Regions from separate parts of the Homo sapiens genome. Here region 1 is linked to region 2. A link is a loop called in an ENCODE intact Hi-C map of the cell type or tissue named here. Cell type or tissue: IMR-90. All regions are shown on one strand. Each heading gives the region's core, and the rest is flanking DNA. Links, peaks and the distances in the headings are about the cores only.

What was found. Hi-C counts contacts between places; a loop is a spot of excess contacts. Peaks named below come from ENCODE experiments on the same cell type or tissue, not always from the same donor. Only the 100,000 strongest peaks of a DNase experiment are listed, where the experiment ranks them.
Region 1: it touches region 2 in a loop (6-fold over the local background); 3 of 110 quality-filtered maps call a loop at or near these places.

The regions. Positions count from the first base shown.
Region 1 is chr18:59,458,247-59,461,168 of GRCh38, forward strand. All of the region lies in intron 5 of CCBE1 (collagen and calcium binding EGF domains 1), which reads right to left. Among named protein-coding and RNA genes, the nearest start is that of LMAN1, 100 kb to the left of the region's middle. In IMR-90, for the core only: a CTCF peak has its summit at 1,316 (motif pointing right); a DNase peak (open chromatin) is centred at 1,335; H3K27ac peaks cover 897 bases.
Region 2 is chr18:59,781,966-59,784,887 of GRCh38, forward strand. No RefSeq gene overlaps it. Among named protein-coding and RNA genes, the nearest start is that of CCBE1, 86 kb to the left of the region's middle. RefSeq lists an enhancer at 1,187-1,246. In IMR-90, for the core only: a CTCF peak has its summit at 1,291 (motif pointing right); a DNase peak (open chromatin) is centred at 1,336.

The DNA.
Region 1 (2,922 bases), core at 135-2,634, 320 kb before region 2:
TTTCCTTCCTCTTATCCATCTATGGAGCATCTGCTGTTAGCCAGGTCCTGTGTCAGGCACTGAGAATGCAAAGTAAGTGAGGATATCTGTTTAACAATTTTCAATTCACCTTTAAGAATCTAGCCCTGTTGGCAGAGCGGGGCCGCCATGAACAAAAGTTAAAAGCTCATGTTTCTGTCCACTTTTACTTTTACATACTCAGTTAAATTTTCCAAGTGTTAATGTGATTAACCAATTCAACAGCTTCATGATAAGATAAACCTCTTTACCAGATTCTCGACTATTTCATTTAGATCATGGAATGTTAGAACGTATCTTTAGTTCAATCTCTTTTGTAGATGACAGTGAGATCCAGAGAGAGACAGTAACTTGCCTTAGGTCTTTCAGATTGCTGTGCGAAGAGACCACGAACTCAACTGGGTCCCAGCTGGCCGTTTTGGAGGAGTGGGTGCACGCAGTGAGCCTGCTATTGGGAATTCTGTTGAGAACACCTGAGAGCTATCTGTCGGCCAGGCTCCAGGGCAGAAGCTCTGCGGAGTGACCTGTTACATGCAAATTCCTGGGCTGTTTTCTGTTCCTTTGTGGAACTGTCAGAACACAGTGAACCAAGATTAACATTATCCAGAAGACTTGAAGCTCCTCTGACGCAGAAGTACACAGCATGGTAGTAAGGAGAGTAGGCGCTGGTGGAGTTACATGATCAGAACTTGAATACTGATGCTGCTAACTAGTACCTTTTAAATTGGACAAGTCATGGTTTCTGTGAATGCCCATTCTTTGAACGGTAAAAAGGTAACAGCACCTATCACTTGGAGCTGCTACGAGGAGCCAGTGATAAGATATGTAGGTTCCCAGAACAGTGCCCAGCTTATGTTAAGAGCTCTATTCACAGTACTCATTTTTATGTTATTTATTGTCGGTATTACTATGATTCAGTTCTCTACAAAATCAGATATGTGGGGTTGGGACCTTACATCACCTTTTCAATACAGCTCTCAAGGGTTTAAAGATAAACAAGGACTCATACCTTTTGTATATGTAGACCTGGAACATAAAACCTACTCTGATGACGGGTTCACATCCACCTTGTAATTTGTCTACAATAATGTCAACATGGAGCTACAAATAATCTCACATATGCTACATTAACAGTTTACTTAGAAATTGGGGTAGATGTCGCTGCATGTTTTCAATCCTCTCAACTAATGCTGTGGTCACACTTCTGGGAAAAGCCTAGGATGGTATCACTTAACATTTTTTCTTCAACTTGTTCAGATTTTAAAGGTGCAATATTATTGATTAGCCACATGGGGGCATGAAGCTCTAATTTTTCCTGAAGTTGACCAGGACGTCTATCCTAAGCATTAGAAGTTGTAATGCCTTAGATATCTTAGAAAAACCAAACAATGTTCCTGAAATATTTTATATGGGCAGTGTTAGAAATGAACAAAGCATGTTTGTGTTTAAAAGTTGATCGTGCAGATTTGTGTTCTGGCTGTAATATCCAACCCCGGAGGCACATTACAATCACCTGGAGGGCTTTTAAAATATGAATTCTGCTGCACACCACCCGTCTGGGGATGGCAAGGCAACAGTATCAGCATTTTTAAAAAAGCTCCCCAGGTAATTGCAAGGTTGAGAACCGCTGATCTATGGATTAGTGGAGCTTGAAAGTAATATGAAACACCTGGCCATCTGACACTGACCTGTAATAAGTGATGCCAGGGGTCACGGTCACGTTATCAGAAAATAAACAAAAGTTGAAAAATAAAGACTGGCAAGCTAATTACTATTGGAGCCAACATTTCCTTAATTTGTCTCCCTATTGAGGCTACAGACTCCCTGGGGTGACTAAACTGGCTCCGGCTACATATTTTCAAAGAGAAAATCAAAGTGACTGAATGTCCATTAGCCAGACAGCTTGTCTCACTGAGCCTGAAGCCAGTGGATTGCAACCTCTCAAGCCTCAGAGGCAGTCCTGGGGCCACCCTCCCTTCTCTCCTCCTGGATTCCTAACAACCAGCTGAGGTTGTGTTTGATTTCAAATTCCTCTGATTGTAACAATACAGGCATTAGATATGCAAAGTTAAAAAGGAAAACCAAGGAGGAAGAGATGATTTCAGATCACATGTGGTTATACTCAAGAATCACTCTCAATTCATAACAAAATGACCATAACGAAATATTGAGCTTACTAATTAGTCCAAAACAGATGAAAATGCTTATCAGCTTCTGATGTTCCGGAATGTGGGACTCTTTTTGGCCTGTGACATTTCTTATTGCTGAATTGAATGTTTGGATGTGTAATAATTCATCTTTTAGATATTTTGAGGAAAGTCCTCTGCTTAGAAGGTGTGGAGGCTGGGTATATTTCTTAGATGGAGGACTAAGAAATGAGGCGTGGGCCAGGAGCTGTGGCTCACGCCTGTAATCCCAGCACATTGGGAGGTCAAGGCAGGCAGATCGCCTGAGATCGGGAGTTCGAGACCAGCCTGGCCAAGATGGTGAAACCCCATCTCTACCAAAAATACAAAAAGGTTTAGCTGGGCATGGTGGCGCACGTCTGTAATCCCAGCTACTTGGGAGGCTGAGGGATGGGAATCGCTTGAACCTGGGAGGCAGAGGTTGCAGTGAGCGGATATCGCGCCACTGCACTCCAGCCTGGGTGACAGAGGGAGACTCTGTCTCAAAAATAAATAAATAAATAAATAAATAAATAAATAATAAAATAAAAATAAAAAAATGAGGTCTTCACATGGAATCACAGGGCTTGTATCACTTATGCTAAGTCATACCAAATTATGAAAAATGTCTGAAAGGGTGAAAGGGTCTTCAAAGCTCATGTAGTTCAACCTTCTCATTTACAGATAAGGCAACTGAGGCCCAGAGACCCGCTCATTGTTGCTCAGTTAATACTGAACC
Region 2 (2,922 bases), core at 100-2,599:
TGGGAGGCCAAGGCAGGTGGATCACTTGAGGTCAGGAGTTCAAAACTAGCCTGGCCCATATGGTGAAACCCCATCTCTACTAAAAATACAAAAATTAGCCAGGTGTTGTGGTGGTCGCCTGTAATCCCAGCTACTTGGGAGGCTGAGACAGGAGAGTTGCTTGAACTGGGGCGGCGAAGGTTGCAGTGAGCCAAGATCGTGCCACTGCACTCCAGCCTGGGTGAGAGGGTGAGACTCCATCTCAAAAAATAAAAAAAAATAAAGCTCGCTTTTTAGGTAATGTCTCAATATTCAAGCATTTGGTTTACCATTGACCCTTGAATAATAACAGGTTTGAGCTGCAAGGATCCACTTACACACAGATTTTTCCCCCACCTCTGCCACCCCTGAGACCAACGCCTCCTCTTCTTGCTCCTCAATTTTCTTAACATTTTTTCTCTAGCTTACTTTATTGTAATAATCTAGTATATAATACACATAAAAATATGTGTTAATTGACCGTTATATTATCAGTAAGGCTTCCCGTCAAAAGTAGGCTATTACTAGTTAAGTTTTTGGTGAACCAAAATCTATACCTGAATTTTTGACTGCATGGGGGGTTGGCATCCCTAACACCCCACTCTGTTCAAGGGTCAACTGTATTTATATTTATATTTAATTTTTTTATGTAAAGAAAGGGTCTCACTCTGTCACCCAGGCTGGAGCACAGTGGTGTGATCATGGCTCACTGCAGCCTCAACTTCCTGGGCTCAAGCGATCCTCCCATCTCAGCCTCTTGAGTAGCTGGGACTATGGGCATGAGGCACTATGCCCAGCCTGTATTTATATTGCAAAGTATAAATAAATAGGAAATTTTACTAATTTTTCCCTAGCTGAGTACACTTAATGAATTCTTCAATTTTGAATCATCACCATCACTTGGCGAGAGCATACAACTAATTTCATGTTCATAACCTTTTGAATGAGAAATTGATCTCTTGAAAAATGAATTTATACTAGCCTTAGTGGTCTCACACACCAGTGTGTCTTATTTTTCTCCTATTAGGCCTGCCCTCTACTCCCCTCACCATCACACACACATAACAGAAACCTGAATCTTCAGATATCTTTAACCCATCAATGGCCACGTCACATCTCCACAGGAACCTCACTAGATTCTCCAGATCTCACCTTAGACTCTATCCAGAAATCAAGGTGGTGCTTTTTGTTGTTTTTTTGTTTTTTTTATTTTGTCTTTGGATCGTTAGGGGTATCAAGAGCCTTTAGCTCAAAGCTGGTCCCAGCTGGTCCACTAGATGTCACTGTCTTGTAAATTAATAGTGCTTTACCTACAAACTCCATCCCTGACATGGCACTGAAGGGACACCAGGCTAGTTCCAAAGAGCAAGTATTAGTCCGTGTTACGCACACGTCCACTCTTAGGGGAGGGACAGGAAGAGGCAGGCTGTCAGAAGTCTGGCAGGAAGGGAGGGCTCTGAACATTGAAAGAATGCTGGGGATGGGAATCTGAGTTGATCATGCAGTGTGTGGTGAAATGTATCTGAATGAAGAAGGGAGTGAGACAGGCGAAGACCCTGAACGAAGAGCATGCCAGGAAGAGGAACAGCAGGTGCAAAGACCCAGAGGCTGAGTGAGCCAGAGTCCGGTCGGGAGGAGGCTAAAAAGACAGGCCTCACGGGGACTTGCAGGGCTTGGTAAAGTGTGCCCATTTCATTCTGAATGAAATGGGAAAACATTGGAAGAATCTGTGATTTTTGGCTTTTCACGGAAAAGCCCTCAAAATCTACCTAGATGTAATCATGAGGAAACACCAGACAAACCCAAACTGAGGAACTTTCAATCAATTTTACAAATTGATAATTTGTAAATTATCAATGTCATAAAAGATAAAGAGAGGCTGGGAAACCATTTGAGAGTAGAGGAGATTAAATGACAACTAGATGCAAACTGTGGCTCTCGACTGGATTCTGGAGGGAAGGAAAAACAATGCTCTGATGGGCATTATGGGGACAGTGGATAATATTCGAACATGAATTATAGATTAGATAACATAATGAAATTAATATTAAATTTCCTGGCTGGGCACGGTGGCTCACACCTGTAATCCCAGCTCTTTGGGAAGCTGAGGCAGGCAGATCACCTGAGGTCAGGAGTTCAAGACCAGCCTGGTCAACATGGTGAAACCCCATCTCTACTAAAAATACAAAAATTAGCCAAGTGTGGTAGCGGGTGCCTGTAATAACAGCTACTCGGGAGGCTGAGGCAGGAGAATTGCCTAAACCTGGGAGGTGGAGGTTGCAGTGAGCCGAGATCATGCCATTAAACTCCAGCCTGGGCAACCAAGAGTGAAACTCTGTCTCAAAAAAAAAAAAAAAATTAAATTAAATTTCCTGAAGTTGATAACTGTGCTATGGTTATATAAGAGAATATATCTTATTTTTAGAATACCCACAATGAAGTTTTAAAGGGGAAAGTGGATGGTTTGAGGTTTGAATACACTGGTAGATGGCAGGAAACCTGCAAACTGCCATCCTCAGAAGCGGAGTCTGTAGGTTAAGTATATGCATTTGACCATTCAGCCACCCCTACCCCCAAAGGGGAAAAGGACCTCAGTAAGGAGGTCACAAATCTAAAATCGTGATCCTTACAGCACTCATTTTTACAGCATTTCTGTTAATATTTGTGCTAATTTTTTTCATCCCCAAAGCAGTTTCTGTTGTTTCTGTATCTCTAGAAAACTTTCAAAAGAATATTCAACTATCCACTTGCAAAGACTTAGATAGCTGCTTCTTATCTCAGGGGATGACAGTCACCCTTTGATAATGTGATTTTTAAAAACCTTTGCTCAAATACGGTCACAGTCTCAAATTTCCTCACAACTGACCTTCCCAAACAGCACTGGCTTTCATGCAAGAAAACCAT